Linked DNA regions of Homo sapiens: region 1 is linked to region 2. A link is a contact called in ENCODE Hi-C or POLR2A ChIA-PET data. All regions are on one chromosome and are shown on one strand. Each heading gives the region's core, a stretch centred on a gene start or an enhancer-like site at or near the end of the contact. The rest is flanking DNA. Distances are from core to core; before and after follow the strand shown. Region 1 holds the start of SLC25A5 (solute carrier family 25 member 5). Region 2 holds the start of RPL39 (ribosomal protein L39).

The links. Hi-C counts contacts between places; a loop is a spot of excess contacts on that map. ChIA-PET counts read pairs that join two places held with the same protein, here RNA polymerase II (POLR2A). Pooled maps may share reads with other maps.
Region 1: a map of ascending aorta shows a loop between it and region 2 (16-fold over the local background). The contact joins the promoter of SLC25A5 here to the promoter of RPL39 in region 2. A Hi-C loop is called at or near these places in 7 of 168 maps with a recorded cell type or tissue (B cell, CD4-positive, alpha-beta T cell, CD4-positive, alpha-beta memory T cell and 4 more), 5 of 37 single-sample maps with no recorded cell type and 24 of 50 pooled maps. POLR2A ChIA-PET finds 5 or more read pairs at or near these places in 21 of 52 experiments (A549, AG04450, BJ and 17 more).

The regions. Positions count from the first base shown.
Region 1 is chrX:119,463,678-119,469,693 of GRCh38, reverse strand. It overlaps SLC25A5 (solute carrier family 25 member 5), which reads right to left and starts at 1,250. Exons shown (of 4, transcript NM_001152.5): 1 at 1,068-1,250; 2 at 1-33. The coding sequence starts at 1,178. SLC25A5-AS1 (SLC25A5 antisense RNA 1) reads left to right here and starts at 574. Exons shown (of 1, transcript NR_028443.1): 1 at 574-3,661. RefSeq lists silencers at 461-700, 1,191-1,570.
Region 2 is chrX:119,789,610-119,795,800 of GRCh38, reverse strand. RPL39 (ribosomal protein L39) reads left to right here and starts at 4,171. Exons shown (of 3, transcript NM_001000.4): 1 at 4,171-4,227; 2 at 5,790-5,893. The coding sequence starts at 4,225. It overlaps LOC107985694 (a long non-coding RNA gene), which reads right to left and starts at 4,085. Exons shown (of 3, transcript XR_001755949.2): 1 at 3,784-4,085; 2 at 2,065-2,225. RefSeq lists an enhancer at 4,177-4,436.

The DNA.
Region 1 (6,016 bases), core at 1-2,500, 320 kb after region 2:
ATCTGCAGTGATCTGCTTGCTGGCATGCTGCACCTAACAGACAGGAAGGAAGCCAACAGGGACAGTTATAACCATGGGGAAGGGAAAGAGAAGAGCTTATGCCATCTCGATCAATGCCCTTTAAGGTAGGCTCCCCTCTCTCAAATCTAGTCTTCGTATATCATACTGGCTGGACCCTCCCAACCCTCTGAGGCTGTCACAGGGGAAGAGGTGATCTGCACCAGTAGCATTAAGCCTCCACCCCTCTGAGTGGAGAGGGGGCATCCTCCAGCGGACCCGTGACCTTCAGACCTAGGAGAAAGGTCATTACCTCAAACCCAGGTTCAGAGGCATTAGGGCGAGTCCCACATAGGGCGCGGTCACCTTGGGGACCGCAGCCTACGCCTCAAGTCTCCTGAGCTGCTTCCGTCTCGCTCCGCCCCCACTCCGCTCCCAGAGGTGACCCGAGCGCCGCCGCCGCCAGCCCTACACGCTAGCCCAGGAGCGCCCTCTAGAGCCGGCACTGGAGAGCGCGCGGCGCAGGGAGGCAGGCGGAGACGCGGCGGCAGCGGCCGCGGCTGCGCGGGGGCGGACGTAAAAGGCACACGCGCTTCCCGGCGCCGGCTTCCGGCCCGGCGAGGTTTGAGCGCGTCCGCGGGCTGGGAGGCCGCTGGACCCGGGCGCATGGCCTCCCCCGGGCAGTTATCTCCTTGCCGCGACCTTGAGGTCTTCGGTAAGAACTGGCGTTCCTCTTTCTAACGCCGGCTTTCGGCCTTCGCCCTTGACGCCCAGGCCCGGGGAGGCCGTCACTCAGAAACTGCTCCATCCGAGTCCGCCGCCTCGGAGATGCCGAGAGCCTGGTCCTGCCCTCTGCCCCCGGCCCCTTCCTAGACTCACTACTTCAGGTCACTAAAGGCGCCTCCCACCAGTTTGACTTCTGTTCTGCCTCTGCGCCCCGCTCTGGCCTCTCCTAAGCCGCTTCCCTGGCCATGTCTTTAGAGTTCGCTCCCCGCCACCCCTCGGGCGCCCGCCTTCTGTGCGACCCTTCCCCCCACTTCCTGGTTGGGCTCCTGGATCCCAGGACGTACCTGCAGCAGCAGCTTGACCCGCTCGATGGGCGCTACCGCCGTCTTGGAGATGGCTGCGGCCACTCCACCTGCCAGGAAGTCCTTGGCGAAGGACACAGCGGCATCTGTCATGTTGAAAGAGGAGGCAGACTGCTGCAGGACGGGACTGGGCCGGGAACCGGCTTTGACTCCGGCGCTGCGGGGCGGAGCGAAGCAAATGGCCGATTTATATAGGGGGAGCCGGAGCTGGAGCGGCAGGCGTCGGAGGCGGGGCCGGGGCGGGGTCTGGGCCCCGGCGCGCTGGGCGGCAGAGCCGCTGAGTGGCCCAGCTCGCAGGAGGAGGAGTCGTGGAGGGCGGGCCGGGACTGCTCTCCGCGCCGCCCGTGCTCGCCCTCGGCACCTGACCCGGCGAGAGGAAGGGGCGGGTCCAGAGAACACCCGGGACTTGAACGCTGGACCCTGAGAGAGGCCTCGGAGAGGGGAGGAAGGGTGAGGTCACGATGTGCCTGGACAAAAACCCTTGGAGCAGGACCAGGACTAGGGTGAGACGCATTTGCTACAGGGATGCCAAAAGAACCCTTCAGTCATCGAGATAAACAGTAGTCAATGCGATACTTTAAAAAAGTCGTATGGGCAAACTACATCCTACTGGCCGGCCCCCTTGTTTTGTAAATAAAGTTTAATTGGAGTGTCAAGGCTGGGTTTAGGGTGAGGCAAGCGAGACAAGGTCATGCAAGTGCAGGTTGGGATCCTGTCTGTATTTCAAATGTTGATCATTTGTTCATCATGGATTTTTGCATTGCTTCTGATTTTTTTAAAATAGTACATGAAAAATCATTTGTCTTAATTACTGAGTTGTTTTTCACCAAGGTGAATGCCTCACTCTTCCCACTCTAGACCGTGTGCTGTCCTGGAGCCAGTGAAACCAGACGAAATTAAGGGAACAGCAGACGAAGGAACTGCCACCGTGCCCCAGACCCTGGTTTGCAAATACAGTTCGACAAAGATCTTGCCAGGAATTGGCCTGGGAGAGTCCAAAGGACTGGGCTGGGGGTGGGGAAATGATTTTAGCCAGAAGACAAATATAGAGGTTGTACCCAGAAGGTTAAGAGGCTTAGGAAGGTTAAGAACTACGTTAACATTTGGCTCCCAGGACCCCAGGTAAAGTGCCCTTGGATTGAATAGATTTCTGAACTCCAGAAACATTTAGAGGAATCAATAGAATTAGATTGGCAGCCATTGTGCCAATGGACAAGTGCTTACTGAGCCCCTTAATCCCTTCACTGGGTAAGCATTTGCCACACATGTCCTCAAAAACCTACTTGTTAGCTTAAGTGGACTCCCTCAAGTTCAGAACAGGAGCAAATAGTGTAATCACAAGTTCCGTGTCTGAATAATCATAACAATGTTTATAAAAATAAGGACGACTGTTGAAAACTGCAACTGCAGCTGAACCTTATGTGCCCAGACTTCAGAATTCCCATAGGCAAAATGCCAGCAGGCCTTTGCACACTGAACACATAGTGTTCATATCCTTCACTTTCCTTTCCTGCCCTCTCCTATCTTCTCCAGATCTGCCTGTGAAAGGACCCAATTCTAGGACCCCCCAGGATGGTTAGGCCCTTCCTCTGAAAGTACACTTTGCAATTTGTTAGTCTCCTCAAGAACCCCAGCGATCGAAACTGATGCACACAAATTGCATGTGTTCAAAGGAGCAATTTTGAATCTAGCTTTGTTGATCCTGGGAGAAATCTTTGACCTGTGTTAGTGAAAGGCTATGGTGTTTCTCAGCTGATTATAATAGCGAGGTAGCTGAATGCAAAAAAACAGTTTCAGAGAATGGTAGAGTATATCCTCCAAAGGTGATACTCGCTTCTCTATTCTGGTGAGAGAAACAAGAGCTAAAGCAAAATTCTACAGAGGGCTTTATTTGGAGAGAGGTGGATTTTATTTATAATGCATTTAAAATTCAAAATCTTTCTAGTTTGAACTCTTGACATTCTGATTAATGCATTTTTATTCAACTGTTAATTATTCCTCGATACACCTCGCCATCACTTGTGTATCCCTTTTCTACATGTGACCTTTCCCTGGCCACATCTGCTACTCTCTTTGAGCATGATGCCTCTACTGTATTCTATTCCAGAGCTCATTGTTTTGTCAGTTTTTTTTCTCTCCACAAAAAAAGATGATCAAATAATTACATAGAATTTTTCCCTTCTCAGTCTTTGGGTAACTAAGTGTGGTTTTATTGACGATGAAATACAAGATGGGTCATTTAAAAGCAACTTCTTGTCATCACTTGGTATTTTGCTAAATCCACGGTGAGCTGGAGCTCCCGTAGTCACCTATCACCGCGTGTATTTTAAGGAGTCAGATATTCTCGAAACTGTTAAGATCATGAAAGACAAAGAGACTAAGGAACTGTCACAGATTAAAGGAGACTAAAGATACTTGACAACTGAATGTAATATATGACACTCAACCGGCTCCTGTACCAGAAAAAGGACATTGGTTATATTGGTGAGGTTTGAATATCTGTAGATTACCAATACTATTCTTGGTTATGGTGGTTATGTAAGATTTAGAGAAGTTGAATAAAGGATATAAGGACATTTTTGTACTATTTTTGCAACATTTAAAAAAGTCTGAAAGTTTAAAAACTTTTTAAAAAAGAAGGAAAAAGAAACAAGGAGCAAGCATCCAGGAAAATAGAAAATAGAGTCTCATTCTGTCACCCAGGCTGGAGTGCAGCGGCACGATCATAGCTCACTGCAGCCTCAAACTCCTAGGCTCAAGTGATCCTCCCACCTTAGCCTTCCAAATTGCTGGGATTACAGGTATGAGCCACTGCACCCAGCCGAGAAGAATATTAATGATGATGATGATGATGATGATGATGATGTTGATAATGATATATGGCTGGTCAGTTAATCAAAACTAATTCCTCCATTGAGACATAGTGCTGTGTTAGTAATTATTGTGTTTCTGGAAGCTATGTAAAATATAAGTCTAATTAAGAGGAACTAAAGCTAAGGCAATGCCTAGTAATTCTCAAGGAAAAACAAGGAAGAGAGTCAGAAATGACACTTTTAAGGCCTCAGATATCTATGTACCAACACCCAGAATATGGGTAATAAAGGGAATGTAATTTTTTTTTTTTTGAGACAGAGTTTTGCTCTTGTCGCCCAGGCTGGAGTGCAATGGCGCGATCTCCGCTCACTGCAACCTCCACCTCCTAGGTTCAAGCGGTTCTTCAGCCTCAGCCTCCTGAGTAGCTGGGATTACAGGCACGCCACCACCACGCCTGGCTAATTTTTGTATTTTTAGTAGAGACAGGTTATTACCATGTTGGCCAGGCTGCTCTCAAACTCCTGACCTCAGGTGATCTGCCTGCTTTGGCCTCCCAAAGTGCTGGGATTACAGGCATGAGCCGCAGCGACTGGCCGGGAATGTAAAATTTTAATACACTCAGGAAAATGCAATTTTATAGGTATTGTTTAGACTTGGGAGGGTGGAACTTCTGGCTGGCATCTGGAAAACTTGATTCAGAGATACCATACAGAAGAAGAGAGCAGTAATATGTCAAGAAGGTATAACTAGTAATTCATTGGCTGGAGGGTGAAAAGCATTCAGTGAGAATGAAACGGAGAAATGAAAGTGATTATAGTTGTAGAAGTATACAAGAGACTTCTCAGATTAAAAGTATGAATGGGGCCGGGCGCGGTGGCTCACGCCTATAATCCCAGCACTTTGGGAGGCCGAGGCAGGTGGATCACCTGCGGTCAGGAGTTTGAGATCAGCCTGGCCAACATGGTAAAACCCCGTCTCTACTAAAAATACAAAAATCAGCCAGGTGCGGTGACTCAGGCCTGTAATCCTAGCTACTCAGGAGGCTGAGGCAGGAGAATCGCTTGAACCCGGGAGGCAGAGGTTGCAGTGAACCCACATCGTGCCGCTGCACTCCAGCCTGGGTGACAGAGCGAGACTCCATCTCAAAATAAAAATAAAAATAAAAAATAAATAAAATAAATAAAAGTATGAATGGCATTTCATAAAACTGTCACATAGACGAACAGGAAAGGGTGATCAGAGACATAGAACATCTGAATATCTGCTGGAAGTTATTCTGATAGCAACATATCTGATACATTCTTTTTTCTTATTTTTAAGACCATCTTAAATTTAAGAAAACATCTGATAGATTCTTGGCTCTCTTGCTGATACAGTGTAATTACAGTTCTCAAAAGAATAAAGAAGCAATGAGGTAAATTGCTAAGCTGGGCTTAATCCTGATAATAAATAAGGAAGATTTGGTTAGCAAAGTGAAAGTGACAAGAATCTTGGGGAAAGTGATCCTGTCATCTGGATATCTGTTAAGCAAAAAAACTAAAAAAAAAAAAAAAAAATTGCTGGGCATGGTCACATAGGTTAATTAACGTGTGTGTGTGTGTGTGTGTGTGTGTGTGTGTGTGTGTGTGTGTGCGGTGTATGTATGTGTATGTGTAAGGTAGACTTCAAAAGGATCAGAGAAAAGATAAGTATGATCTGGCCTAACACCAAAAGAGAAAGATAGCTTAAAAGGGAGAGGGATCCAGTTGAAAATTCAGAACTGTAGAATTTGGAAAAGTTCCAATGATAAATTAAAAAGGGAGAGATTTCTAATAAACTACAGTGTCCTTATAGATTATTCTCTGATGAGCTCAGATCTTAAAAGTGCATGTATAGATGACAGAAGGAGGACTATGCTTCCAAGGACAAAGCCCAAAGAATATCACAAACCTCTAGGAATTGAGTCATAAGGGCTAAAGTCCAGAATAAACCCAGGCTTATAAAATGGGAAGCATTGCAATAAAGGGTTTTAATGCCCTATTTAGTGCAAGACATTTAAGGATGAGGAGATAGAGCTTAATGGTAGCATGTGTGAAAAAGAGAACTAGGTCCTAGTTCACTGTGGGTTGACAATGCCA
Region 2 (6,191 bases), core at 2,922-5,421:
ATGTTGGCCAGGCTGGTCTCGAACTCCTGATCTAAGTTGATCCACCCGCCTCAGCCTCCCAAAGTGCTGGGATTACAGGTGGGAGCCACCACGCCCGGCCATTTTTCCAAATATACATTTTTTAACTTGGATTTTTTGGATTTTTATTGCTCATTTATTTAAGAGCAAGCATTTTCTTTCTGGTGACCAGAAGCAGCAGCAAATAAGCTTTTAAGTGCTTATGTCAATTATCCTTTTAATTCTTACTGCTTTTAGAAAGAGCACTTCTTGCTGGTTTTCCTTCTACCTTTCATGCCACCCTTTCTCAATTTTTTTTTTTTTTTTTTTGAGACGGAGTCTCCCTCTGTCACCAGGCTGAAGTACAGTGGCATGATCTCCACTCACTGCAACCTCCACCTCCCGGGTTCAAGCGATTCTCCTGCCTCAGCCTCCCGAGTAGCTGGGATTACAGGCGCCACCACCACACCCGGCTAATTTTTTGTATTTTTAGTAGAGACGAGATTTCACCATGTTGGTCAGGCTGGTCTCGAACTCCTGACCTCGTGATCCACCCGCCTCGGCCTCCCAAAGTGCTGGGATTATAGGCGTGAGCCACCGCGCCCAGCCCTCAATTTTTTGTTTGTTTTGAGACAGGGTCTCACTCTGTTGCTCAGGCTGGAGTGCAGTGGCACAATCATGGCTCACTGCAGCCTCGAACTCCTGGGCTCAAGCGCTCCTCCCTTCTCGCCTTCCAAGTAGCTGGAGCTACGGGCACGTGCCACCACATCCAGTGGCTAAATTTTGTATTTTTTGTAGAGAGTCTCACTATGTTGTCCAGGCTGATCTAAAACTCCTGGTCTCAACTATTCCTCCTTCCCCAGCCTTCCAAAATGCTGGGATTACAGGTGTTAGCCACTGCACCTGGCCCCTGCTTTGCTTTTCTTGATGACACCTCCTTCTGATGTGCCATGTAATTTACATATTTGTTGTCTAACTCCCCACTATAATTAAACTCAATGAAGGCAGAGTTTTTTTAGACTTGTATTTTGAAATAACAATAGATTCGCAAGAAGTTGCAAAGAAAGGGACTGAGAGGCCCTGTGTACCCTTTATCTAGTTTTCCCCAGTGTTAGCATCTTGCATAACTATAGTACAATATCACAACCAGGAAATTCACGTTGGCACAGTCCACAGAGCTTATTCAGATTTCACCAGTTATACATATGCCCCTTGGGGCAGGGGTGGGCAGGGGGGAGTTGTATAGAATTGTTTTTTTTGTTTTTTTGTTTTTGTTTTTTGAGACAGAGTCTCACTCTGTCACCCAGGCTGGGGTGCAGTGTTGTGATCTCGGCTCACTGCACCCTCCACCTCCTGGGTTCAAGCAATTCTCTCTGTCTCAGCCTCCTGAGTAGCTTGGACTACAGGCACGCACCAGCATGCCCGGCTAATTTTTTTTGTTTGTTTTGAGACAGAGTCTCGCTCTGTCACCCAGGCTGGAGTGCAGTGGCGCGATCTCGGCTCACTGCAGCCTCCACCTCCCGGGTTCAAGCCATTCTCCTGCCTCAGCCTCCTGAGTAGCTGGGATTACAGGCGCGCGCCACCACACTTGGCTAATTTTTGTATTTTTAGTAGGGACGGGGTTTCACCATGTTGGTCAGGTTGATCTCGAACTCCTGACCTCAGGTGATCCGCCCGCCTCAGCCTCCCAAAGTGCTGGGATTACAGACGTGAGTCACCACACTTGGCAAATTCTATCACACGTGTAGCTTTGTGTAATTCCCACCACAAAAAAATCCAGAACCATACCATCGCCACAAGACTCCAAGAGGGCAGGGATTTTTGGTCAGATTTGTTTGCTTCTGTACCCCCAACACGAAGACCCGAACCAGACAGAGTAGGTTCCCAAAATCTGTGTTGAAAAGGCAGTAGAGGGTAGTGGTGACAGCACAGACTCTGAAGCCTGGACTACCTGAGTCTGAGTACCGGCTGTGCAACATAGTAGCTGTGTGACCTTGGGTATACAACTTAATCTGTCCCTGTTGCAGTTCCCTCTTCTGTAAAATGAGGATGATTAACCATACTTACCTTGTAGTGTTCTGGTGAAGATTCAAAAGGTCACTGGTAAAACATGGTAAGCTCACAGTGAGGCTTGAATTAATACATGCAGCTACATAGTAACTATCAAGCCCCATAAGCAGCAGCCACTGTTACTTTCATCCTTTTGCATTGCAACAGAACAGATAGTGCTAGGAGCCATAAGAAAGGTACAAATAAACTATTACAACAGTGTTGAAGGGGTGATGATTTCCAGCTAAGGGGAAGAGACAGCATTTGAATTCGGCCTTAGAAGGTGACTGGTGGTGTCATGAGCTAAATTATGTTCCCCCAAAATTCATGTGTTGAAGCCCTAATCCCCAGGACCTCAGAATGTGACTTTAGGCCGGGCACGGTAGCGCACTCCAGTAATCCCAGCACTTTGGGAGGCCGAGGCGGGCGGATTACTTGAGGTCAGGAGTTCGAGACCGGCTTAGCCAACATGGCGAAACTCCGTCTCTACTAAAAATACAAAAATTAGCTGGGTGTGGTAGTGCGTGCCTGTAGTCCCAGCTACTCGGGAGGCTGAGGCATGAGAATCACTTGAACCCGGGAGGCGGAGGTTGCAGTGAGCCAAGATTGTGCCATTGCACTCTAGCCTGGGCAATAAAGGGAGACTCAGTCTTGAAAAAAAAAAAAAGGAAATATGTGCTATAGTAATACATGGGCTTCTTAACATAGTTCTATTTGTGAACTTATAACTAATGTAATTTAAAGGGAGTGTGTAAATAATATATGGAGACATCTGCATCAACTGTAATGTAACATGAAGCCATCTATGGTTTCTATTAGTGACCAAGTCACGAGTACTGCTAATGCCACTGTGGTCTGTTGCCTACATTCCTAAATAAAGAAAGCATTACATTTCATTAAATTTGGTGAAAATAAAGTTGTATTTTCCCATTCAAGTTCATGGGATCCTCTGAATTCTATACATGGACTCTTGTGGACTCCAGGTTAAAAACCCTTGCTGTAATCCGTTGGTGTAAAAATGCTTGAGGTGACTGCAAATATACATGGAGGTTTTTGCGTTTATTTATTTACTTTTTCTTTTTTGAGATGGAGTTTTGCTCTTGTTGCCCAGGCTGGAGTGCAGTGGCGCAATCTCGGCTCGCTGCAACCTCCGCCTTCAGGGTTCAAGAGATTCTCTTGTCTCAGCCCCCGCAGTAGCTGAGATTACAGGCGCCCGCCACCACGCCTGGTTAGTTTTTTTGTATTTTTAGTAGGGACGGGGTTTCACCATGTTGGCCAGGCTGGTCTCGAACTCCTCGTTTCAAGTAATCCGCCCGCCTAGGCCTCCCAAAGTGCTGGGATTACAAGCGTGAGCCACCACGCCCAGCTTATTTTTATGTTTATTTTATTTACTCATCAAAAAGGAAAGGTTTTTGCTTTTAAATGGGGAAAAGGATGAAAATGGGGAACACTAGCATCCCAAACGCATGTTATTAATTATTGTACATCTTGCCAAAGGCGGGCTACAATGTCAGGCTGGACTTCTAGCAGCCAAGGAAGAGGTTCTGTCCCTAACTTTCTGAGTTGAAAACTTTGATTGGCAACCTTCCGCCTAGTCGAAAACCCCTAGGCTTACATAAGCGTCCACGTGGTCCAACCCCCTCCAACTTCTCCGGCTTCCTCCGACACGACTGTCCCTTCCCACACCTCCCAGCCAGGCCGAAATGACTCGTAACCCTCTGGGAAAATGGCACTTACTCTCCGCCTGCCGAGCTCCGACCCGGCGTTCCGAGTCCCCGGCGCCCGGAGGTGACGGTCGCTTCCCCTGCCCTCCCTTAGGGTTAGTCCCGCCCAATCGGCTCCTTAATTTTTCGGAGGGGCTTCTACTTTGGCATTTATCACGGGCTGTCTGCCTCACTTACGAAGCAGGGTGCCCCTAGCACACTGCCGGGCCCCTGGGGGAACGCACTTAGGGAAGCGAAGCAAAGCTAACTGCATTTGGCAGAAACCAGCGCGCTTTCCCACGGCGCCACGGGAGCGCACCGCTAGACAGAGAAGGCACTAGAAGAGGCGGTCGGTGCATAGCGTCACCTCCTAAACTCCGCCCATCGGAAGCGCCTTCTAAGCTCGTTCTTCCGCCAGCTTCCCTCCTCTTCCTTTCTCCGCCATCGTGGTGTGTTCTTGACTCCGCTGCTCGCCATGGTAAGTCCATCGGCCCCCATCGGCCCCGGGGTGGCTTCCCAAAACCCGAGGCCGCTGCCAGGAAATGCCTGGGCCGCGCGGAGCGTTGAGGGGCGGGAGCCTTTTAAAGGCTTTTTCAAGAAAATATCCAGTTCGGCCACTGTTGTCTTTCGTGGCCTGGAGGGAAGCTAGTGAGCCAGCGAGCAACCTGGAGAGGGACGGGCTGCGCTGCGGCCGCGGATTCAAGGGGGCTCTTTCTTTGCCCGGCCGCTGCCGAGTCGGGCAGGGATTCCGGTTTCCCTTCGCTTGTAGCGAACTCGTTCTGGAGGCGGGGGGTGGGAGGTGGCAGCCACCCCCGAAATCGTGGCCTGACTGTGGGCTGCCCGTGGCATGCGCAACGTGGAGGGTAATCAGGAGGGTATTGTGGGCTACTGGTTTTCGAAAAGGGTTTAGCTTGGCGTGGAGAAGCGAACCGCATTTTTAGATCCCAGGACTTTTGTTTAGAGGACGTTTATTCAGAGACTTGAGCGTCACCCCGTGGAAGCGCCTAGAACAAGGGGTGTTTTGCGAACCTGTGTGTCATTCTGGCCTTCTTAGTAAATGGCAGCAGCGAACCAGTCACTCTTTACTGGGAAATGTAAAATGTTGATTTCTAGATATGGAGGCGATAAGTACTGGTATTTTATTACTTGTCAAGTAATTTATTACTTGACAAAATTTACAACTGCTACTGTGGATGGGGGACGGGGTGTAATCTTTGCCTTCTTTGTATTGGCTCCCATTATTATGCAAGGGTATGTTCGTCCAGGTTGGCCAGGCATTAAACCTGCATCCGTGCCAATTTTGCAAGATTATTCTGTAGATTTGGGGGAGTATTGGGGTTGGCCTTAGATGAAAGCCAAAAGATGCAACTAGAAATTGAGACAGTCATCCTTGGAAAAGTGACATTTCATTTATTTTTAAATTTAAAAGTTTATTTTTTTAGCCAGTGAAATTTAGCAGTAGAGATAGAGTTAGGATTAATACCGAAATGGTGAGTAGGTTAGATCTTCTGAATGTCAGGGACTTTCCCTAAGTCTTAATTACCCTCCCAATAACACTTGAAAAGTACGTACCCCTGTTTTACAAAGTAGAGCACTGAGATTCGTTGACTTGCAAATGGTAGGTAGGTGGTTCTGTTTGACTCAAAGCTGTGTTCTTCCCAGGAAGCCAGATTCCCTAGCCATTCCCAGTGTGGTCGTCTGAGTCCTTGGGGGACCACAGGGTAAATTGAAAGGTAGCCTCTGGCTGTGGAGCAGAAAGGACCTGGGTTTGAATCCTGGTTCTGCACATTGATGCTCTGATTTTGTGCATGTTTCTTAACCGGATTCCACTTATTTTATCTGAACGATGGAAACTGTGGTATCTGCCCCCAGAGAAGTTGTGAGGGTCAGAGACTTGCTTGGCTTGATGGCTTAGCATTGAGAAGATTTTGGGGCTGGGGTATGTGTTAAGCACTCAAATGTTGGTTTGAAGGAGTTCTTGACTTTGAATCATTCGGGCAGGCTCTAATATTGTCTAAATTGATTGCATTTTCTTCCCAGTCTTCTCACAAGACTTTCAGGATTAAGCGATTCCTGGCCAAGAAACAAAAGCAAAATCGTCCCATTCCCCAGTGGATTCGGATGAAAACTGGAAATAAAATCAGGTAAGACCTCCATCATACTGCTTGTATTTTGCTAAATGTAAGAGCCACTGTGTCTGGCCAGGGTTACTTTTTGAGTATAAATACATGATTAAAATTGCATGCAATCCAATCCACCCTTTGACAGCATTCTCAAATTCGTTTTTAAAAACGTACTTCCTTTGTTTCTGCACTGCATCCAGCCCACATCTGGGCTTATGGGCAGATAATTCTCCAATACTTATTAATTTCCTGGTCATCTTCAGTCTGAGCTAGGTCATAAGGTGGAAGGCTGTCTTATACACATCCTGGTGGGGAAGAC